3 separate regions of the Mus musculus genome follow, and regions 1 and 2 are each linked to region 3. The links are chromatin loops, found by intact Hi-C in ENCODE. Cell type or tissue: heart. All regions are shown on one strand.

The links. Hi-C counts contacts between places; a loop is a spot of excess contacts. Peaks named below come from ENCODE experiments on the same cell type or tissue, not always from the same donor. Only the 100,000 strongest peaks of a DNase experiment are listed, where the experiment ranks them.
Region 1: a loop joins it to region 3, with 3 times the contacts of the local background. A loop is called at or near these places in 4 of 42 quality-filtered maps.
Region 2: it touches region 3 in a loop (3.0-fold over the local background); 9 of 42 quality-filtered maps call a loop at or near these places.

The regions. Positions count from the first base shown.
Region 1 is chr11:107,261,706-107,269,705 of GRCm38, forward strand. The region is part of intron 5 of Pitpnc1 (phosphatidylinositol transfer protein, cytoplasmic 1); the gene reads right to left. Among named protein-coding and RNA genes, the nearest start is that of Gm11716, 70 kb to the right of the region's middle. In heart, a CTCF peak has its summit at 6,015 (motif pointing right); a DNase peak (open chromatin) is centred at 3,716; H3K27ac peaks cover 899 bases.
Region 2 is chr11:107,381,508-107,389,507 of GRCm38, forward strand. The region is part of intron 1 of Pitpnc1 (phosphatidylinositol transfer protein, cytoplasmic 1); the gene reads right to left. Among named protein-coding and RNA genes, the nearest start is that of Gm11713, 25 kb to the right of the region's middle. In heart, CTCF peaks have their summits at 2,680 (motif pointing left) and 3,963 (motif pointing right); no DNase peak of the experiment used is centred here; H3K27ac peaks cover 194 bases.
Region 3 is chr11:107,209,280-107,217,279 of GRCm38, forward strand. It overlaps Pitpnc1 (phosphatidylinositol transfer protein, cytoplasmic 1), which reads right to left. Exons shown (of 9, transcript NM_001359616.1): 9 at 1-3,379. The coding sequence ends at 3,063. It overlaps Gm39425 (a long non-coding RNA gene), which reads left to right. Exons shown (of 3, transcript XR_880257.3): 3 at 1-1,110. Among named protein-coding and RNA genes, the nearest start is that of Nol11, 24 kb to the left of the region's middle. In heart, CTCF peaks have their summits at 4,642 (motif pointing right) and 6,306 (motif pointing right); no DNase peak of the experiment used is centred here.

The sequences.
Region 1 (8,000 bases), 52 kb after region 3:
TGACTCTGATAGTAGTCACTAAAGAACCATTTTCGGTATCATTTTTAGCTAGCTAAAATAGAACTCTCTGCCAAGATCGGCTGCGAGATGGAGCTTAGGAGAACTTTGGCACAGGAGCTGCTGCTGGAATCCAGGACCAGGCAGGCAGGCGCTCTATCACTGAATGACATCACAACCCTTTACACTAATTCCCCTCCCTGCCCCAAGACAGAGTCCTCCTAACAGTTTAGGCTGGGCCCTGAATTCATGATCTTCCCCGAGATACTGCCTCTTAAGTCTGGGGATGACAGGTGACTGCCACGGCTGGGGATCAGTTTGAGTACACTCAGTCTCACAGTGGAGTCTGGAGATGCTGAGCCTAACCTTCCCTGGAGGAGACCATACACCTTCCAGTGCTATTCTCTTCCTTAATTGGCCGCTAAAAGTATTTCTGAGGCTCTCTCTCTCTCTGTCTCTCTCTCTCTGTCTCTGTCTCTCTCTGTCTGTCTGTCTGTCTGTCTGTCTCTCTCTCTCTCTCTCTCTCTCTCTCTCTCTCTCCAAGCATGAGGAAGAGATAAGAGATTAGCAGGCATCCAAAAGCATATAGGTGTCTTAGCCCTTTGGTTTGTTGAGCGCAGGACAAATAAACATTTAGAAATTGGCTAGTGTGCATGAATTCCCAAGTTTCAGCTCCAAAAACCCGGCACCATGGTCTGTGATCCCCGCACTGGGAGCTACAGTCAGGAAGATCGGAAGTTCCAGGTCATTCTCTGCTACTTAAGGAGTTTGAGGCCAGCCTGGGTGACAGGAGATCTTGTCTCAAACAAAAGAAACCAAACCAAAAAGACTAGGCAAACAACAACAAGCCAACTGTATATAGAAGATCCAGTACCATCTTGTTGTTTATAAACACAAACGACAGTCCCACATTTCTAGTAGACTATCGTAGCCTTTGTTTTGTATTTATTTATTTTTGTTCCAGATAACCGTTTCAGAGATTTGTTTTGAATAATTTTAAAAATCACAGGCATATGTGTCTGTCTGTGGGTGTGTGCATGTGAGGCAAATGCCCTTGGAGGCTGGAAGAAGGCAGCCTGACATGGGTTGTGGGAATTCTCTGGTCCTCTGAATTATGAGTTACTGAGTCAGTTCTCCAGCCCTGAGTTTTACAGTGGTATTTTTCCAGGGTTGGGGTGTGTGTGTACATGTATTTCAAGCATGATTAGATGGGGGTCTTGTCATCTCCACAACAGTTAAAATGTAGAATTGACCCATCACTCTCAGACAGACTCACAGCATATCCTCGGTCCACTCCGGCTCTGGAAACCACAGACACATCTTGTTTGGGCTCTGTAAGAGTCTCAGACAGGAACTTGGTACCGTGATTGCCTACCACTGGCAAGAACCCCATGTGTGGCTCTTAGCACTCCACGGAAGACAGAAGCCTCAGACAGGGAACGGAACCTCTGAGAACGTTGGAGACAGACTTAGCACCGCCTCCTCCTGACCCTTCTCTGTGGTCCCGGCTCTCAAAGTTCACGCCTTCCTAGCACTAAACTGTTTCCCATCGTGCGAGCGATGTTCATCCATTTCAAGAGAGAGTTGTGAACTGAAAGTGTCTGTGGACAGGTTTTTGCAGGAACACCAGTTTCCAAACAAAGTTGAAAAACAGGAGTCTGCTTCCTGAACTGTAGGCTCCCTCCTTAACTCACATCTATCAGGAAGCTCGGGAAAGACCTTACTTGCACACAGGAACTTTCAGTACAGTCATACAGTAATTAGTTAAAGATCTTAGGATGGAATTCCAGGTAGAAGATGGTCCTGAAATCTGATGCTGGGCATCCCTATAAGAAGGGATGCAGATACAATGACAGTAATGAGCGGTTGGTACGGAGACTGGAGTGATGGAGCCACAAGCCAAGAAATGTCTGGTGCCATTAGATGCTGGAGAGAGGTGAAGAAGGATGCTTGAGAGGGCCTTTGGAGGACCATGGTACCATGAACACCTTGAGGTCAACCTCCGACCTCTAGCATAGTGAGGTCAGAACACTTGTATTGTGTGCTGCCTCCTGACTGGAGACATTTGTATGGCAGGCTAGGAAACTCCCACAATCCTCCACTCACAAGATCCTTTCCTTCATTATCCAGGCCATGACGATGCTCACCACCCTGAACATGTGGCTTTGTTCTCAGTGACCAAACGTGACCTTCTGGGAGGCCCCAAGGTACACGGGTGCTTTCCACTCTCTGCCTACCTCAAAGGTCACAGATTTTTATAATGACAAACAGAGGCCTGGGGAACACAATTCGCATGAGAGATGGAGAGGCGGGAATAACTCAGGGTCATGGCTCTGACTGAGGTCAGTGAGGTTCAACACAAAGCTCACCAGTGAAGCCCGGGTAGAATGGGGACAAGAAGACCAAAGAGCAAAGGATGCTGGGTAAAGTGATAAGGCAGGGGCAGCCTCGATCGATACCTTTGAGGGAAGCAACACTTCGAATCCTGTGTTCAAGCCTTAAAGGGACTTGTGCAAGATAGGAGGAGGGTAGTTAACTATTTCAAGCCATGCCTCAAGGTCCCCCACCCCCAGGTGACCTGGGGATCCCCAGACTCCTGTGAGTGAGGCTATGTGGTGAAGAATCAATACAGCGACCAATGTGGAAAAGACTGTTTTGGGGGATGGGGAATGGGAGTAGGGTGTGTGTGTGGGGTGTGTGTGTGTGTGTGTGTGTGTGTGTGTGTGTGTGTGTGTGTGTGTGTAGCAACACCACTGCCAACATCCTAATCAGGTGCTCCAGGCCATGACAACTAATTATGGGTGAGGCAGAGACATTCAGTACAGCAGGGTCGCAAACGCTACAGCTGGGTTCATTAACTAAAAACGTTTTCAAAGGTAGGGGGAAAAAAGCACCCCAAAAACCCAAAAAACATACTTGTAAGTTTAGGTTCCAAGGGCGGCTGTAACAAGGTTCCATTCAGAACTTGTTCTAATTTTGATGCAGATGGCAGCCCAGGAGCGAGGCCTCTCCCTGGGTGAGCCACGGCCTCCTTTGGACACAGAGGGGCCCAGGAGATGGGGCGGGCACCTCCCGCGGGCAGGTGTGGATATTGGCGCAGGGACGGCTGTATGGTTTCCCCGCAGTAAGATCAATAATGGGTCCAAAAATAAATCTCAGAAGCTGAGCTTAAAATAGCTCCAATTTCTCCCAGTTCTTTCTTATTTCAGTTCACAAGGTGGTCTCTGGGAGCGGGAACGGCTGGTTTTTCTCTCAAGTTGACAAATTGATATCGAACCTGAAACTGCTGCCAGGCCCACATTTGCCTGGCCTTCACCAGCCTCGCGGTTTGGTGTCTCTCCTGGAGGTGACTTTGGTCTCCTGAGTCCTTCAACTTTTTTTTTTTTTTTTTTTGAGCTCACACAATGAGTGCTTTGCACAGAGGCAGAGTTTCTGCCGCAGAATAATTAGGCGTATGAGCTTTTTGACTAACTCAGCCTTGAGGGAAGAGAATAAAGTACGGGGACAGGGTGGGGGTGGGGTGGGGGAGAAGGCTTGCCGGGACCTGGCTGGGGTCGCCATGTATAAGTGGGCAAAGGGAGGAGGTCTGCAGCCTGGCTCGCTGGAGGCTAGAGAGTTTCCCTTCTGCCATCCACCGAATGACTATCGTGAGGTGCTTCAGGGCCTGCGTCTCCATCCAGCTCATTCCTACCAAGCCTCTCCGGGCAAAACAATGCATCGGGCACCCGCCCAAAACCGCTTAAGACTCCTAAGAGATTGCATCTACTGTCAGGAAAAAACAACCAAGGAACAGACGGTTATACATTTTCCTGGTAGTTTGTGTTTTGTTTGATTTTTTTCCCTCTTCTGTGTGGATGGGTTGTAAACTCCCTGAGAGACAAAGTCGAGAACCATGCACAGAACCCTGGCAGAGCTTCTTTTGCCCCCACCAGAGACAGTTGTAGAAGCCTCTTAAAAGAGCTCCCCAGGGCTGGTGAGATGGCTCAGTGGTTAAGAGCACCGACTGCTCTTCCTAAGGTCCTGAGTTCAAGTCCCAGAAACCACATGGTGGCTCACAACCATTTGTAATGAGATCTGACTCCAGTGTCTGAAGACAGCTACAGTGTACTTACATATAATAAATAAATAAATAAATAAATAAGACAGCTACAGTGTACTTACATATAATAAATAAATAAATAATTAAACAAACAAACAAATAAATAAAGCTCTCCAACCAAGACAAGGGAAAATAGGCTTGGTCCAGCTTGTGGCTGGGGCTCAGGCCAAGGGCATGATATGGTGAGTCTGGAGGCTCGCGGCTGGATCTGTTCCTATTGGTTTTCCTCAGAGGGGAGGCACCACCCACTGCCTCACTGACTCTCCCAGTCCACTCTTGCAATTAGCATTTGGATGGAACGTCATCTTTAAGTGCCGGACCCACCCTGCTTCTCTTTCCAGTGGACTAGAAAAATCTTGTTTTTAAGAAAAAGTAGTGTAGTGTCCTCTCTCTCTCTCTCTCTCTCTCTCTCTCTCTCTCTCTCTCCCCCACTTCCCTCTCTCCCCCCTTCCTTTCTGATGCTGGGATAAAACTTGGGGCCCCATAAATGCTAGGCAAGTGTCCCACCATTGATTCCAATCCTATGATAATTCTGCATGCTCACACTACTACAGTGAACATCTATAACAACATTAATGTGTGATTGCTAATGACACAGTAAGCCTTTTGGGTGCCTCAGACACTTTTCCTGAAGCCCAGATCTATGCCCATGCCCATCTCTGGATGGGCTGAAATGAATATATTTAGATCTACATTCACCACGTCATGTCCCCTACCCCGAATCCTCTAAGATTTAAGCCTGGATCTCTCTGCCGTCTTTCAATTATCCAAGGTGGGAAACCTGGGTGTTATCTCATGAGCTATACTTCTCCTTCTCCCAGCATGCTAGGCACTAAGCTGTATGTATTCCATAGCATCTCTATCTCACCATCCATCTCCATGACAGGTCCTCTAATTTCTGATATGACAATCATGGGCCTCCTCTTCCTGATATCCATGCTCATCCATCCATCCATCCATCCATCCACCCACCCACCCATCCATCCATCTACTCATCCATCCATCCAACCACCCATCCATCCATCTACTTATCCATCCACCCATCCATCTATCCATCCATCCATCCACCCACTTGCCCATTAATTTTCTTCCCAATACACTAAGCCAGTTTTTTCAGTGCCACTGGAACATATCAACTTATGGTAGAAAGATTAGAGCCCAGGAATGAAAATATCTGGTTCTAATTCTGAACCCATGTATTAGAAGACAGGGGACCCTAGGAAGTCCTTCCAGCCATTCCAGTGTCTGGCAGTGTCCTCTATGCTGTCAAGACCTGGGGATCACAGATGTGAAGGAGCTTTGCAGCCCCCACCAGACTCAAGATTACAGACCAGGAGTGCCTGCCTCCACCCATCAAATTCCAGGTCCTCAAAGTCTTTCTCACCCTCCTCCCAGTTCTGCCCAGGTTCTCCTTGCTTCTCAGAGTCTCTCGCCTCCTCCCCATACTGTGCTCTCTGTTTCAGCCTCTATGTCCTGGCTCCTGTTCCTCCTTTGCCCTGAGACCCCTCCCACTTCAGATCTGCCTGGCATCTCTCAAGATCACAGTGACTCTTAGGAGGCATTTTAGTAAAAGAACATTATGTAATCATGAATTGGGGTGACATTTGGTTATAACTGAATCCTTGCGCTCCCATAGGCACTAATTGATGGAATTGGGAAGGAGACATTGCCTCTACTCGGTGGTTTTTGTCTTGGCTGGTGTTACTTTCGCTAAATTTGGAGGTCACATATCACTAGCACTCCAAGAGAGGTTGAAAAAGAATCTATTGATTCTTAAGTTTTGGGAATAAGGTCAAGATGCGACGGCTTCATTGAGATTTTTAATTTTACTTTAATTTAAAACAATTTGTAGGAAGGTTTTAATTTTGGTTATGTGTTTGTGAGCACATGAGTTCAATGCCCACAGTGGCCAGCAGAGGGCATCAGATACCCTGGAACTGGAATTACAAGTAGTTGTAAGACACCTGATGTGGGTGCTGGAAACCAAACCTGGGCACTCTAGAAGAGCGGTAGATATTCTTAACTGGTAAGAAGCTTTCTCAAGCCCTTCTGTGCTTATTAGTTTTTCAAAAATGGCACTGCAGATTGGGCCTCACACACCCTGGCTAACCTCAGGACCACTGAGCCACAGTCGGAGCTTGCCCGTTCTGATTTCCTTGTGAAGAACGGTGGTCTCCTAACCCGTGTAACCAGGGTAAATGTTTCAGTGACAGGTTTGGACAGCTGTCTTCTGAACATGGGGACGAGATATGCTCAACAGGTGACAACATACCTTTCATTCTGCTGAATTCTGCAAGTCTGAAAATGGGTCCCACTAATTAGCAGTCATCACTAAAGTTCCATTAAGTACCCCAATACTATTAGGGGTGCTAGAAACTCAGGCCTCAGCCATCTCTGCATCCTTCAGTGCCTCAGACTTTTCTTTCATTTTTATTTTTTGGGGGTTTTTCAAGACAGGGTTTCTCTGTGTAGTCCTGTCTGTCCTGGAACTCACTCTGTAGACCAGGCTGGCCTCAAACTAAGAGATCTGCTTGCTTCTGCCTCCCTGGTACTGGGATTAAAGTTGAGCACCACCACTGACACTTGATCAGTCCCTCATGGACCTTGTCTCAACAACAATAACAACAACAACAACAGATGAAAAAAAGATAAATTGTATATATATATATAGATAGATAGACAGATAGAGAGAGAGAGAGAGAGAGAGAGAGAGAGAGCTAGCTATTGTTGAACTGACCTGTTGTATGTTTTATTCTCTGAACCAAGGGTATTTATTTATTTATTTATTTACAGTTTGTGCACGTGCACCTGTCAAGGACATTTGTGTGGAGGTCAGAGAATAACCTTTAGAGATTGGCTTGCTCCTTCTACTAGATAGGCTTTGGGGATTGAACTCAGGTCATCAGACCTGGCAGCAAGGACCTTTTCCTTCTGCTGAGCCATCTCGTAGGCCCAAATTCTGCATTCAGACCCTGAGTTTTAAATTAGCATGTTTGTTGGTAGTTGAATCTTTTTTTGTCTGCTAGCAGGTGACATCTTGTGATCCAGCCAACAAGTAGTAGCAGATGTCAAAGTTTGGGAAAAAAATTGACGTGAGAAAAAAAGTAGAATTTAGACCAAGCTTTCCCAATGAAGTTCATTATTTATGAATACTGGGGATTGGCAGGGGTGGGGAGGAAATAACTTCAAATTGATTTTTAAGGCTGAATCTTGTGAATGGAGACAGTAGTTTGAGAGTCATGTCCCAGGAGCAAGGGACCACAGTCCGAGGGATGACTTGAATTCCTCTGATGTGAGATTGTCAGACCTGTCGTGTGCCGGACTCCTTACCGCTCTTTGGGAAGAGGTGGATTGAGAGACTCCTCTGAAAAGGATTAAGGCCTTTACTAGGGCCCTGATTGTCCAAATGGAGAGGCGGGATGCACGCCCCTCCCCCTCCACACTATGGGGCTGAGGATCAAACTGAGGTAAGGATACCCGTGAGTTACCTCATCAGCCCAGAACAGAAGCACTGTTTAAGAGGTTAGACCATCCAAAGGGCATACATGAATTAAAGACAAAAGGCAAACTGTTTTGTTGTGTGATCAGATCTACATCCATTCTGATTTTAAGGGTTTTTGTTTTTCTCCTCTCTCTCTTTTCTTTCTCCCCCATTCACCCCAAATCTCATGTAGCCCAGGCTAGCCTTAAACTTATTGTGTAGTAGTGGATAGTCCTAAACTTCAACTCTCCTCCTCCCATGTGGATGCTGGGATTATCCATGGATACCACCACACCTAGTTTATGCAGAACGTGGGATGGACCCAGGGCTTCATTTATGTTGGGCAAACATTCTATGGACGGAGCGACATTCCCCCAACCCTGCTCCTGGTTGCTTTATTACTATCATCTTTAAATGGATCGC
Region 2 (8,000 bases), 170 kb after region 3:
GTCTCAGACCAGCCCTGTCCTCCTTAGGATTCTGTGGGAGACAGAAGCTCAGTGAAACTAGAGGCAGACCAGATTGAAAAGGAGGACGAACAAGCAAGGCAGCCTGTTAATGCAAGCACACGGAGCACCATGAGGGTATCAGACTCTTCCCTTCGTCCATAAGAGCGAGTTCGGCTCACACAATAAGCACCATCAATACATACTGATATATATATATACTAAGATAATATACTATATTCTAAAACACTGCCAAGATTCTGAAGAACGTTTTTGGGCACATTTAAACAGCAGCGTGACCGTAAATTATGTAAAGGGAGAATTTTCTTACTTTGTTTCGCAAGAACCGCGATAAAACCTGCTGGCGGCAGAATTTAGTGCTTTACAACGCTCACATGGTAAAGCTCCCGTTTAATCAATGGCGACTTTGGATGCTTTATTTTGTGCACCTCGGAAACATCACCAAAAGAACAATTTTAATACTGCTTCTAAATTCAATTAGAGCAGTCACATCTTTGCGACAGGGGAACACTTACTCACAGGGCCGTTCTTTAAGGCACACGTTATTAAATCCCACAGTCCTTTAATCCACACGGCAGACTAAAGAACTTAAGCTGCCCCAGAGATGCCATCCTCAGGCCGGGGCGCACACACTGCGATTCTTTTTACTCTTGACATCTTCAGAGTCATCTTTAATAATTTCCCCCTCTCTCCGATGTCCCTCGCTCCCGACACTGCCTCTGCAAGTTGTTTCTTCTCCCAGCTTCTGAGGGACTCCCAGGCTCTGGAATCCAGCTCACTGCCTGGGGGATACAAAGACGCAAAAACAAAACAAAACCAAAAAAAACCACACACACACCCCCAAACCCAGGGGCGATGGGAGCTTCTGCGTGTTCCACCCGCTCCACGCAATTCCCACTGTGGTCCCGGGGAAAGCTCCTGGGGTTGTTTCCTTTTGTTGGGGTGGTGCGCTAGGAGACGGACGCACACAGACACGCGATGAGGTGCTGTAGCCACGTGGTTAGATGGAGGCGCTTGTGGCTAACAGCCTGGGTTCAAGTCCTGCCTCTGACTCTCCCCATCAGGACTCATCTGGCCTGAGTTCCCTATCACCCTTTTCTTAAGGTAAGACTCCTAGACGTAACCATCTTTTTTTGACACAAGGTCCAAGGGTCAAAATAAAATGAACCCCGGTAGTCTTGACACTGAGGCTATTCAGCAGGTTGCTTGCCTAGCATGTACGATGATGCCCTAGGTTCAATCCCTAGCACTACATAAAGCCAGTCTGGCGGTACATGCCTACAATTCTAGCACTCTGAAGGTGACGTTCAGGGCCATCCTCGGCTACGTAGGGAAGGTCCATCCTGGGCTACATGAGACACTGCCTTCCCTCTTATTTCCCTAGACCTTGCCATTTTGTGTGTCCCCCTCCGCCGGTCCAGACTAATTGGTAGAGTAAGAGCCAGCACGTCCTAAATTAGCTCCTCAGCCTTAAATATTCCCCAGAACGAGGTCAGATGTAAATGAACAACGACAGAGCCCCCCGGAGGATCAGACCCGCGCACGCACTGACTGAAGTAAGGATGAATGATTTGATGACAAGGCAGGATGGTCCCAATTTAGAACCACAAAACATCTCAACAGAGGCTCATGGTTTTAATGTGGAAAAAATGCCTATAAATGACCTCAGGCTTCAGAGAAATCTAATTAGGCAAAGCTGAGCAGAAACAACAAGTCTCTGAGAGGAGCGTTAACGCTCATCGCATGGAAAAGAAAAAGGGATGGCAGAGGGACTGGAGAGAGGGCACAGCCAGCAAAGGGCCTGCTGTGTAACCTGAATTTGATCCCTGGCAGTCACAGGAAAAAAAAAAAAAAAAAAAAGCTAGGTACAGATGTGGCCGCGTGTTATCCTAGTCCTGGGGGGACAGAGAGACACAGGAAGGTCCAGAGAGCTCATTGGCCAGCCAGTCTGACTGGCAGGGGGCTCTGGTTCAGTGAGAGACCTTGACTCAGAAAATAAGGTGGAGAGGGACCAAAGAAGATGCCTCTGACTTCCATACCCATGGACACACATGCATACAAATCAGATGGTTAATAAACTGGACTCAATACGGTATATGTATGTATGCACCACACCCATGGGCACAAACGTGTAGCACATGTACCACACACTCATACAGATCAGATGGTTAATAAATTGGACTCAGTAGGGTATATATATGTACATACACACATATAGATACATGCATATGTGCATATATACATACATATATGGGACAATAATAATGATGAAGAAGGGATATAAATTTGAGAAGGGGTAGAGAGGACACCAGAGCCATTAGAGGTGAGAGCAGGAAGGGGAGAAATGAGAGAAATATAGTTTTCTCATACACAAAATTCTAAAAACAGCCGGGCGGTGGTGGCGCACGCCTTTAATCCCAGCACTTGGGAGGCAGAGGCAGGTGGATTTCTGAGTTCGAGGACAGCCTGGTCTACAAAGTGAGTTCCAGGACAGCCAGGAATATACAGAGAAACCCTGTCGAGAGAGAGAGAGAGAGAGAGAGAGAGAGAGAGAGAGAGAGAGAGAGAGAAACAACCAGAAAAGACCCACAGTGTGAAGCCAAATGCCCTGGGCACAAAGGCACAAGTATGTGCTGACAGCCCTGCAGGGAGCGCTCCCTGGTGGCTCCCAGGAGGGTCAGTAGATGATGGATGGATAGACAGCCAGATGGATTTTCTCGGTCTGGGAAATCAATAAGCCTATATAGGTCACAAGTATTTTTCTAAGAATATTCTAAGAACTGAACTGGTGTCACCCTTCCACGAGCCGGCCCCACCCTCATCCTCAGGAGAATCGTATTCCAAAAGGTAACACTGCTTTGGGGCGCTCTCATGATGAGAAAGAAATGTTGTTGCTGTCATCACTGTGATTCCGACCCTCCCTGTTCTGAACTGGGGTGGACAGAGGGAAGGATTTTTTTCTACACAGGCTTTGGCTGTGAAACACCCTGACAAAGTTGGCCGCTAGTCTGACTTCTGTCCCAAATGGGCTTCTTATTCATACAAATCAAAACACATTCCTTGTCCTTCCTGAAACATCCTGCAACCTGCAGAACATGCAGAGAATGCAACAGGTCCTCTAGCTCACTCCCCAACACAGTCCAATGCGACAAGCCAGAGACTCTACAGTCTTAAAAAAGAAAGAAGGAGGGAGGAAGGGAGGGAACAATAAAATTCTACCTGAGATTCCTACCAGCAGTGAGAGCAAACTGGGTAACAGGCAGAGTGACTGCATTAGACATCCAGGAATCTGGAGCCAGGAGAACAGAGAACAGGCCACCCGGCCTACAGTAAGACTTGACCCTTAACATAGCTCAGATTCTCATCTGTAAAACCAGACAATTAGATGGTTTTTAAAGGTCTTCCCAGCTGTAAAAATCTTTACTTTCAGAGTGTTAAAGGCAACACAGTATTTTTCAAATGTAGGCCTCATTTGTAATATCACTTTTTAAAGATTATTTTATTATTTCTAAATTATATTTACGTGTCTGTGTGAGTGCCTCTGCATGTGTGTGGAGACAAGAGCTGTCTGAAGCCCCAGAGCTAGAATTACAGGCAGTTGTGAGCCCCCAGGTGCATAAGAAGCCCCAATTATTCTTAGGCAACCTTTGCCCCCCAAAAAAGACTACGAAAACAGTGAGTGGTTTTGGCTTTAGTTTTTTGTTGTTTGGGGATTTGTTTTTTCTGTTTCTCTTCAAATATCTTATTTCACTGCATGACACATGAGGAAAACCCCATCCGAAGCAGGTGTGTCCACTGTGTTGTAAGAGATCACTTATGGGCTAGAATTATAAATAGAAGCTCATTAGGCTTCGGAAAGCTCTGTGCATAAAGCCGAATTTTTAAAATAAGGATCCTTGAATGAATGTTATGTACGCTGCATTTGTGCAGTACCTGCAAAAGCCAGAAGAGGGCGTCAGATCCCCTGGAACTGGAGTTACAGGCAGTTGTGAGCTGCCATGTGAGTGTTAGGAATGAAATCTGGGTAGGTCCTCCAAAGCCATGCCTTTAACCACTTAGCTTCTGTTCCTAGCATCCAAGTTGGGAAGCTCACAACTACCTGTAACTCTAGCCTCAGGGGATCCAGTTTCCTTTTCTCATCCCCTGGGACAACTGCAACTGCATGCACAGACAAAATGAATCCTAGACTATTTTAAATCACCACCAGCACCATCAACACCATCAACATCATCACCATCCTCACCAATGTCGCCACCATCAAAACCATCACCATCATGACTATCACTACCATCATGACCACCACCACCACCATCATCATCTTCTATCAAAGGAACAATTCTCCTAGATGTACCTTAGAAATAATCTGTGTGAGATAACCATATTCAATACCTCAGAGCCATAAGTAAGAGCTGAAAAGTTTTTCATTTAAAAGATGGTTTGGGGGGCTGAGGAGATGGGACAGAGCTTAAGAGCATTTACTGTTCTTAGCACCATGCTGGATGGTTCACACAGCCTGTAGCTCCAGGGGAAATCAGACTTCCCCCTCTAGCCTTGGTGGGCAATGCACACGTGTGGTATACACGTGCACGCACATTTGCAAACTCACGAACACACACACACACACAGAGAACTCACGAACACACACACACAGAGGAATAATTTTTGGTGCTGTTTTGCTTTTTGAGACAGAGTTTCTTTAGCCCATGGCTGTCCTAAAAACTTGCTCTGAAGACCAGGCTGGCCTTGAACTCAGAGTTCTGCCTGCCTCTGCTTCCAGAATGTTGGAATTAAAGGGATACACCACCAACACCTGGCTTCATGAATAATTTTCTTAAGAGATAGTTTTCACATGATGATGACAGCTCCTCTTCCAAGACATTTTATGTGAAAAGTCGCTACATATTTAACAGAGACTTACAGGTAAATAAAGCTCCCTCAGAGACGTACGGTGATTTTTTTTTTTTTTTTTTGGTCAATAGACAAATATAATTCTATTCCCCTGTGGTGTACAAGGTCACGCTAGCCTTGAAATGTCACAAAGCACAAATAAATTTATTTCTTATGTAAGTGCCAGCACCCCAGGCAGCTCTCTGAAGCAAAATAGCAAGTTTGTCAACTCCTCTAAGCCCACCTCGTGACCCCGGCCTAAACTCCGCTCACCTCGTGACCCTGGCCAAAGCTCCGCCCTGCACTTCTTAGGGCATTCTTCTGGTACGTCGCATATACTATTTTGAATTCTTCTGCCAGTCTCATTTCTCAGCCAGATTGTCACCCCCAGGAAAACAAATCTCGTCCCCCTCCTGTCTGTTTAATTCCCAAAGGATGTGCCCGCTGAAGACACCTAATCTATAACTTTACTTCCGTTAATTTCTTCAGCCCCTGTCTTATTACACAGGTGATATATTTAGCAGGGACTGCAGGCTGCACAGAAGAATTCATTTCCTCTTCCTTCGGCAGGACAGCACTGTAGCTGGTCAGAGAGAGAGAGACCATTGACTCCCTCACAGATGACATCGGAGCACAGACAAGGGACAAGATCTGGAGTGATTCGGGCTACTGTAGAAACAGGGCCATGAGGTGGGAAGCTGCACCCCCCACACCCACTGCTCCTAGTGACAGTCTGGGCCGTTTAGCTCAGCACTGGCCATTTAGAAGGTGACAAGACCTTGGGGAATGGAGAGGTCACAGGCAAAAGAGAATCTGCCCTTCTAGAATACACGTTCAAGTGCAGGCGTTCCCTTCTTTAAATGACATAATTGAATGTCTTGTTTTAGCACCTTGACCTTTTATGATGACTGAAAACCTGTATTTATCATGAAGATACTAAAACTATATAAAGCAGAGAGGAAAAAAAATCACTCTGGGTCTTCCTCTTCCTAGCCAGCCATTATTAATGTTTTAGAGAAATTCTTTCTAGAATTGTTGCTATGCAAAAACAGCAACAACCCCAGAACATATTATCTGCAGAAATAAAACCATAATGTCTTAATTATTTTTCTCATTTAATACTACCTTCTATTTAATTTGCTAATAGTTTTTCAAATAAAAAAATAAATCGGCATATCTTTTTAATGACTATATAATATTTCACCAGAATTGGTATAACCCATTTTTTACTGTTAGATTTTAAAGTTGGTATTTTGTTGTTATTGATGAGTCTGTATTTTGGGAGATTTGTTTGTCTGGTTGCTTGTTTTTTGTTTTGTTGTTTCAGTTTGTTGGTTTTGGTTTGGTTTGGTTTTATCTTTTTAAAATTGATTCATAGAGTGGGCTGGAGGGATGCCTCAGCAGTTAAGAGCACTGGCTGCTCTCCCAAAGGACCCAGTTTCAATTCCCAGCACCCACATGGCAGCTAACAGCTATTTGTAATTCCAGTTTCAGGGGATCTGATACTTTCACACAGACATACATGTAGGCAGAACACAAATGTGCATAAGATAAATAAATCATGTTTTAAAATTCACTCACAGTGTCAGTGAGATGGCTCAGGGAGCCTGCCATTCACTGTGATGGCCAGAGTTGAATTCATGGGTCCTGCATGGCTAAAGGGAAGAACTCGTTCCTTTGCATTTTCTTCTGACCTCTGCGTGCACACACACACACACACACACACACACACACACACACACGATAAATAAATGTAATAGCCAACCATCCAAGGAACTGCAGAGAATAGTCTTACAAGTATGTTTTTGTACATCCCAGATACTGTGCTTCTTCTTCTGTTTCCACATCTCCAGTCTGCTGCCCCTTTGATGTCGCTGGGTTGTGTTTTGTTTTGTTTTTGGAAACAGAATCCTATTAGCCTAAACAGTCCCTTAAACTCAATATGTAACCAAGGTTATCCTAGATCTTATCCTCTTGCTTCAACCTTGTGTCTCTCTGTGTAGCCCAGGCTGTTCTGGAACTCACTCTGTAGACCAGGCTAGTCTCGGACTCAGAGATCCACCTGCCTCTGCCTCCCCGGTGCTGGGGCTAAAGGTGTGCGCCACCACTGCCCGGCTTTGCCTTTCTACCTCTGAAGTTCAGGGATCACAAGCATATACCATCACACCTGGCAAGAGTCTCTATGCTTAATATATTCCTGCAAACAAAGATGTCACTTGTTTCCGTGGGGGATGTGAGGTCTCTGTCTGAGAAGCACCTGCAAGGTTGCATTCATTAGCTGTCTCGAGATGAATTTCCTTTTTTTTCAACAGCCACAGACTAACCTGGAAACCAAACCAGGGCCCAGCTTGTCAGCGAGGGGACAGATAATGGACTCCCTGAGCCGTGGCATCAAGCTAGCACCCCACAGTGCAGCCCTGGCTATTAAGAGGCACAAACTTCAACACGTGGGAGACCTTGTTACCTACGGACAAACCTTGATCTACAGCTGTATTGCCAATTACTTGCTCAACAAACCTGTTACTTTTTTGGAAATAATAAATAATTCAGAGAAAATCATTTTGAATCCTCTGACATCTGTTGCTTGTATGACTGTGAATTATTCATCAGCGGAGCATAAACAGTATTAATTAAAGAAAAGTACCGAGGCAAGCCATTGAAACAGAAATGAACAGTGCAGGGGAAGGAAGATGCCTTCACTCAAAGCACGCCTCACGTCATTGACAAATGCCGAAAGAACAGGGCAGGCCTGGGAATCTAAAGGAACCGCACTTTTAGAAACCAGAGTCTGGAAAGAATAAGGAACGTTATTTGACGTTTCCAAATTTACTTTTTTCTTTATCCTCTTCAGAAAATAAAAAAATTACCATCTTTCATTTGGTCTCCTTCCATTCCTCTACTTGCTGACATTTGTTCCGGAAGTCTATTAATACAGCCTAAGAGAAGGAAAGTCTCTAATAACTCGAGGGTTGGGGTGCTAACTCGGTTGGTACACAGTTGCCGTGCAAGCATGAGGACCAGAGCCCAACGTAAAACCAGGTGTGGGGGTGCAGATGCAGTGTGGATCCATCCCAGAGCTGGGGAGGGAGAGACTG
Region 3 (8,000 bases):
AGATATGAAGAGGGGTAAACATATGTGTTATCCTATGGGCAACTATTTCAGTTTGACCACCAGAGATTTAGGACTGGTGGTGTGTGACTTGCTATACTGCCTTTTATACATGTATATATATGTACAGGTATGATACAGTTTTGGTGCACAAAGCTGAAGGATTTCACATGGCAGACATAGGCACTGAGTTAAGGATTCTATTTCCCCCTCAAACATGCTTAGCAATTCAAGTTCTGCTTTTTTTTTTTTCTTCCTAAATTTCCGTCATGCATCCATTTTGTTTCCATCCTCACAAGAATTACTCATGTTCTATATACATATTCCTCAAATGCTTGGATCCCGCAATAGCAGATTCACATAAGGACAAAGCGAAACGACACTTGGAAATCAAGGTTCAGAAAATATCGAAGTCATTTATGCTTTGTGATGACTGGATTAAATATTCAAAGCAGCTAATGAAATATATCCAGAATCCCACCCCTTCCCTATTTGTAACACAGGCAAACCACATGTAGACAGAAAAACTGAACACATAGGCGTTGGTTAAGAATCACATTATCATAGGTTAGCGCTGCAGTTGGTGTCAAAAGTCCCGGGCTGACTACAAAGGAGAGAGAACTCACAGGAAGGGAATGAGAACGTAGCCTTTTGAAAGTGAACCAGATTGTTGACCTTGACAATGGAAGCGGCTATAGAAAGGAAGAGTGGCGTGGTGTTACTGGAAAAACTAGGTGCCAGATGGGCTAGCCACCTGCGCAAAATCAACTTGTACTACACGAAAACCGAGGAGCCCACCCCAGCCCGCATCAGCTTGCAAATGGTAAGCAGGTACAGACGCGAATTCCGCGTCCTCTGAAAGTGGAATTTTGCTTTTGAAAGCCAGACATTCTCACTGAGTACAGCTGCATGGGGGAGGGAACCACTGAGGAGTTCAAAGGGTTTGAGAAAAGATTACGGTTTTCCCACAAGCAAGATTCATGCTTCCATACCATGCAAAGAAGGGTACCCTACTATGGTACTGTCACCTTAAGGAAAAGATGCGCTGTTATGGTAATCTACTTGTAATTGCTTTCCTTTGAGTACTGGGGCGCAATGTCCATCTATAGACAAGAAATGATCTAGACACTCTAAACACTTTGGTGCTAGGCTTGAGGGGCCAGCATCTGGGCCATGGGAGAGGGCGTGAACCCCAGAGATGTTGCAGAATGTGGAGACTGAAGAGAGGGTGCAGGCAGGGTCCACCGGCTGGGAGGTGTCAGGGAAGGAGAATATACTCCCTGGTCTGTTTTGCTTCCTTTGGGATCTGGATTGGGGGGGGGGGGGGCATTTCCTTTCCTGAGGTTGAAGGTCACGAGTCAGGAAGGGACAGCTAGGACATGGGCTCTGGAGCTCCCCAGCCACCTGCATTGCTCTATCTGCTTCCCTTCCTTGTGGGTTTAAAGGCAGTGAGGTGTAAGGGTGACAGATTTCTCTTTCTGCCACTTTGATGACCTACTGACCTCACCAGCTGTCGGCATACATGTCCCCTTCATTCAGCAATGAGAGCAAGACAAAAAGGGACATTTATGATCACACCTCTGTACAAATAGGAGCCTGCGATTCCACTCCTCCCGCCTGCCTGTATTTACTGGATTCCAGGGACACAGGCAATAGCTGGATTATTTCCTTTTTTGCAGGGTTATGGATCAGTCCCAGGGCCTCCTGAATGTTAGGCAAGAACTCTACAATCGAGTTACACCCTGGCCCCCGATATTTAGATTATAAGGAAGGCCTAAGAGAATGGTGGTGCTTCCTAAAGCCTGGTGATGGGCAAACCATTTCCAGGAATATCTGGGTGTTCCTAAGAGTAAACCAGGAGGCGTGGCTTCTCTTCTGTGTGGTTCAGACACTGGCTAGTTAAACCCGGGTCCCTTAGTCTATCCTCAATTTCCTCAAGTGGGAGACTGTCAATGAATTCTACTTAGCTTGTCGAAATTTCTGAGAATCGTTATGGATGAAGCTCACAAGTCAAACTTTGCAGGTCCCTGAAGAGAAGATGTCTGTCTCACCTGGGGCTCTCTGTTTCCGGAATATTCCACATTGTATTAGTTGTGGTCATAAGTCATCCAGGCAAGATTTGAGAAGCCACCAGGGCACAAAAAGGGGAAGCGAAGAGACGCAAACAGATGGGTGCTTTATTAAATTTTGTGAAAAGGTATAAAGACATTATCATTAATTGCACTTGGAGCCTCAAGAAGTTGGTTATTAAAATTTTCAAAAATTTAAGAAGTTAATCAGGCTCCAAATCCTGAGTCAGACTAAATCAAAATAGGAATATTGATAACAACTGGAATTCAAGTATTGGTAGTCAGCAGTCCCAAAAGAGAACAATTAGGCATGTGACACCTGAGAGTATTTTTTTTTCTTTTTTTTTTTTTTTGTTGTTGTTGAGAATTTCAGGTTTGATGGGAGGAAACTGACATCATTAATTTACCACACCTTACCAAAAAAAAAAAAAAAAGTTTTCTCATCCATTTACCCTTTTACCATTGAGGTCCACATCAGACTCACCAAAGCCCCCAAAACAAGGCTTCCTCCCTGGTCCACATCTAAAGCTAGAGAAGATTCTGTGGGTTTTGTTTGATTGTTCTTGAGACAGTGTCTCAAATAACTCAGGCTGGCCTCAAACTCTGTATGTAGCTGAGGTTGACCCTGAACTTCTGATCCTCCTGCCTGGTTACCATGGCTGGGATGGAACCCCGGGTTCCACAGTAGCTGTAGCAGCTCTACCCACTGAGCGGTGTCCTCAGCCCCTCCTGTTTTGTTTCCTTTCGTTTTTTTGTTTTTTTTTTTTGTTTTTTGTTTTCCCTAAATCATACTTTTCACATTCACTATGATGCTGTGTGGCACACGTAGGGGTTCTTGCTATCTGTGAGATTATTTAACCACATGCATTGTCTGAGATCCAAGAACACATCTGAGTGAAGGAGGCAGTCTTTTCCTCGTCCAGAGAATTCTTTAAAAAAAAAAAAAAAAAAAGCCACAAATGAAAACAAAGGACCCAAAGGGATGTTCAGACCGAGTTACTCTGATTTGGGCCGACATGGCTTTTCGGAAGTGTAGACGCCAGGTAAATTCAGGGTGGCTTTTTTCTCCGGATCTGGAAGTGTGAGCGTCTCTGGAGCAGATTTTTTCCGGGGCCGGTCTTTGGGAATGGACAGAAATTCTGGCGCATCTGTGGAGAGAGGGGTGGATGGGGCGCTGGAGGGGGCGCTGCGCACCGAGGAAGGCAGTAGGGCGATGCTGGAGATAGAAATGGCCGGTGGGAAAACGCCAATCTTCTTGTTGGTGGCTTCCTGAGTGGCTCTTTCGAACTCTCGCACTTCATCCATTGTCATGTCTTCAAAGGGAAAAGCGGAGAAAAGAATAGTTACTGTTCGGACGGGCAAATGGGTTTATTGCTAAATCTGGGGACACTACCATGAAGCTGATGCCTACCCAATCACAAACTTGACATGTCTTTGAAATATTAGACCCTCATTTTTTTTTCTCCCCTGCCCCCCACATCTGTGTTACTAAGACACATCCCGGAAAAGAACATTTCTTTTTTTGGATATTAACCCAAGAGTTTTCAAAGGACTCTTAGTAAGTATTAAGGAATGACTGAAATACACTTTATCTATCTATTTGCTGTGTGTGGTGTGGGTGGCTGAGTCTCGGGGGAGAGAGGATCGGGTTCATTGGGTTGAATTCAGGTTGCCAGGCTCGGCAGCAGTGGCTGCCTTTACTTGGTGAGCCATCTCATTAGCCTAGTTAGTATGCATTAAAAATATTTGTGTGTGTGTGTGTGTGTGTATGCATGCATAGGTGTGTCATGTACGTGGTGTCTGTGTCTGTATGAATGTGTGTGCATGCATGTGTGTTGTGTGTATCTACGTTGGCTTACTCAGGCTCATTCAGTTCTTCTGGCCCTCTGCCATGGTCTCAGTGGTTCAGGTCTCTTTGCAGTGTTGAATGTGGCATGAACACTGACAACCTATGTTAATCATTAGGTGTTCTTTGTGGGGCTGGGGATCAAATCCAGGGCCCCGAGTATGCCAGGCAGGGGCTCTACCACCAAGTCACACCACTGGGTTTCATAACATCTGGACAAAGAAAACAACAAACACTTTTTGTGTATGTGGGGGTGTTCTGTGTGGCCCCAAGGTCCGGTAACTTCGTAGACCAGGCTCTGGGACTGCAAAACCCAGATCTACCTGTCTCTGACTCCCATGTGTAGGGATTAAAGGCATGCACTATCAAATGCCAGACTCAAAAAAACAAAAACAAAAACAAAAAACCCCCACTTCCCATTAAATTGAATCTGTGACCATTTCCCTATGAAATTTTAAAAAATTTCCTGAAAGGGAAGAGTTTTTATAAAGGAGATAAAAAAAAATTACAATTGTGTTGACATAATATAAAATTTATATGGTTTTAAGAAAACTCGTACCTATTAACTTACCACTTTTAAGTGAATGAGTGAGATTCATTTCTTTAAAGCAGCATTTGCTTGGAATTCGACATAGAATTTTAGTGAACTAGGATATATCTTTAATAAATGGATAGCAATTTGAAAAAGTGACTTGGTTAACAAGTTGCTGAAATGTTGTGATATTGTATGTTTCCAGCAGGGGGCAGAAAGGACACAGCACAGAATTTAGATTAAAAAAAAAAAAAAAAAAAAACCCAAAAAACTCAAAAAACCAAAAAACCAAAAAACCAAAACCAAAACCCCTCAGAGTCTCCTCTTCTCTTTGAAACCTCTCACTTGCCAAGCGAGACTGCTTCTTTCTTTAGTTTCTTTCTTTAGTGTGCTAACGGAAGTTAATTTTGCTTACTTCCGACTTAACTTATCCATTTTCAGGGTGATCATTTAAATTTCATTTTAGCACCCGTGAAGGTGCTAAAATTATTTTTCTTTTTCTTTGATAGGCTCTTGGGTAGATCAGGCTGGCCTCTAACTCAGTATGTAGGTGAGGATAACTTTGGATCTCTGATCTTCCTGCCTCTATTTCACCAGTGCCGGGATTGTGACAGCGGCCACCGTTTATATGGTGTTAGGGATCTAGCCCAGGGTTCTGCATAGTTAAGCACTTTGCTACATCCCTAGCCCCATTATGTGGCTTTATTACTATTTATACATTTTAAAAATATTTTTAATTCTTAGGGTGTGTGTCTGTGTACATGTGGAGCCAATTCACTCTTTCCACAGTTACCTGGGCCCTGGCAATCAAACTCAGGTCTCTAAGCTTGTATGATGAGGGTCTTTCCCTGATAGGCCATCTTGCTGGCCTATCCACACACTACTTACTTGTGGTACACACAGCCTCTCAGCTTTAACCATCTTTTTTTCATTATGGAAAAAAAAAGTACAATTGCAAAAAACAAACAAACAAACAACAACAACAACACAACACAACACATGATCCACGATCTCATGGTATCCCAAAGAAAGAGGGCAATATTATAAGATAACCATTATACTTCAATCATGGTGACAATGGGTTTCTTACAGCCAGAAAAAAGGTGGGGGTGCATTCTGAGTTATCATCTTTCTCTACACAGTTTAACGCTAATGATGAGTTAAAACGGAAAGAACACATGCAAAGGCTTTAAGCTGTAAGCTCTGTCCCTACCCCACCTCCCCCTTGGCCCATATTATAGATCAGGCTGGCCTCCAACTCAAGGCAATTCTCCTGCCTCAGCTCTCAGCCACCATGTCTGCCTTAGATCCTGAAAACAGTGGTGCTCAGTGCCCTTCAGGCATCCCTTGTCCCTTCTTCCCTCCCCTGTAGCTTTCTTTGGGTTTGACATTCCTAGGAGAAAAGGTAATCTAAAGCAAGGAACGTTCTGGAACAGTTTCCTTAAAAGAACATTCCTATCTTTAGAACAGGAAAAAAGGAGAGTTGGGAGGTATTCGATCAAAATGGGGCAAACCTTCAGCAACTCTTGCTTCAACTGGTTTCCTGCAAACCCCAATCACCGCGTGCACGACAGGGGGAAGGCGGAGCCAGTCCGCTTTCAGGCGGTCACATGCATCCAGTGGCCAATGGCATGCACTAGCCTGGCAAGGTACAGTCCAAATCATGCTCTGTGTGTGTGTGTGTGTGTGTGTGTGTGTGATTAAACATTTCCAAAACATTACCAGAAGGTCTTCCGATTCTAGAGCCTTTGTCACAACAGTTACCTCTCAAAGTTCTGTAATTATGCTCTCATTTCTTTTTTAAAAAATGGATTTATCATTTGTTTATGTATATGTGTGTGTGTGTATACACATGTGCATGCATGCAATCAATGCCTACTTAGGACAGTAGAGGGCACTGGATACCCCGGACCAGAAAGTGGTGAGCCACTAGATATGGGCGCTAGGAACTGAACTTGGGTACCTACAAGGGCAGGTGCTCTGAACTGCTGAGCTGTCTCTAGACCCTGCATTCTCACTTCTTAGAAAAGCAAAACAAAACAGAACCAAAAAAACAAAAGTAGCAGTCATGTAAAAACTGCATTCTTGAGTTTCCCAGTATCTTATAATAAATACTATTACCCTAGGGCCTGGGCATGGCAAACACAAGAATTCATCCTGTTCCGAGAAAGATCACATGTAAGAGATCTGGCTGAGACCTATGTGCCAACTTGGGGACGAGTCCTTTGTTATCCCTAGGGCCTCTTTGTTAGCATCACTGACCAAGAGATAACTATGTATTTAAATACAGGCTTCCATTTCTGGTATATACCATATAGTCAGCTTTCAGTAAACCCAAGGCTGTCAAACAACCCTGGGCTTTCTAAGGCCTTTGCTAAGTAAGTCTCAGGCTAGATCTACTATGTAGCACCCCTAAATCTCAGTTCACCACCAGCCCCCACTAGGAATGCGTGTGTGCACAGACTGTAGCTTACTCTGTAGATTAGCCTAAGTCAAAAGGAACTGACTGAGTAAAACAGCCCAAAAGAGTTCCAGAAAAGCCTCTCAGAGACCATGACAGCTGAAGAGCAAAGCCCTTCAAGGAGTACAAGTGCCAACTACGCCTTGAAAAGTCCCGCATTTGATCCACTTCACCTCTGACACCCACTGTGGCTCCTGTGCTACTTCGTGATTAGTGCAGGCCATCTGACAGGTACCCCCAAATGTTTCCACTCTCTTTTTATGACTGGGTTAGCCATGAAGAGAAGCCACTGAAGAGTGGAAAGATCTGGAAGACCCAGGTGACTGACACAGCCCACTCGAAGACTTGGGAGGGGGGCACCTTTACCCACGGTCTCTGGGAGAGGTTCTGTTTTCACAGAAGGCTGGGGACCCCGCATTTTCACGGGCTAACAGATGGGCTTCCATGTCTGTTTCCCACAGGGTGGGCAACGCGCTTTGAACAGTCTACATACACTGGTCTGTGCATGGCTCTCTATGTCATCCACAGTGGAGGAGTGCTGATTGCAAACTTTTATGTTGGTTTGTTCATGCATGTTTTTCTCGTATTCCCGAACATCATCCATTGTCATATCTGAAAAAAGTCAAGACGTGGGCAACTTCCGTTATTAAATACAAACTTTAACGGGGGACACTTTAGGGAAAGAAGGTCGCTCAGCAAAGTTTTGTTTTGTTTTTTTTTAATTAAAAAGCAGGTGACTGACTAACTTTATGGAGTAAAAATCATAAAGTTAGATAAACCAGCCAAAGAAGGGAGTGAGGGCAAAGAAGAGTGGAGGTCAAACTCGTAGGGGTGATTCTTGGAAAGTGGGCGAGAGTGTTAGCGAGTGGGCTGTGCGTAGCCTGGGACCTCCTAAAGCTTTGTTAGAAGATCTCTCTCAGGAACAGAGGGGCCGGGCGGTTTGGGTTTAAGACTTACCTTCAGGTCAAACTTTCCAGAGAGATACTAGGGCATCTTTAAGTTAGTGGATTTGACAACACCAAGCACACTTTCATTGCTATGGTAGGAGACAGGCTGTGGAGGGCAGACCCAGCGCATTCACTGGGGGTGTGTGAG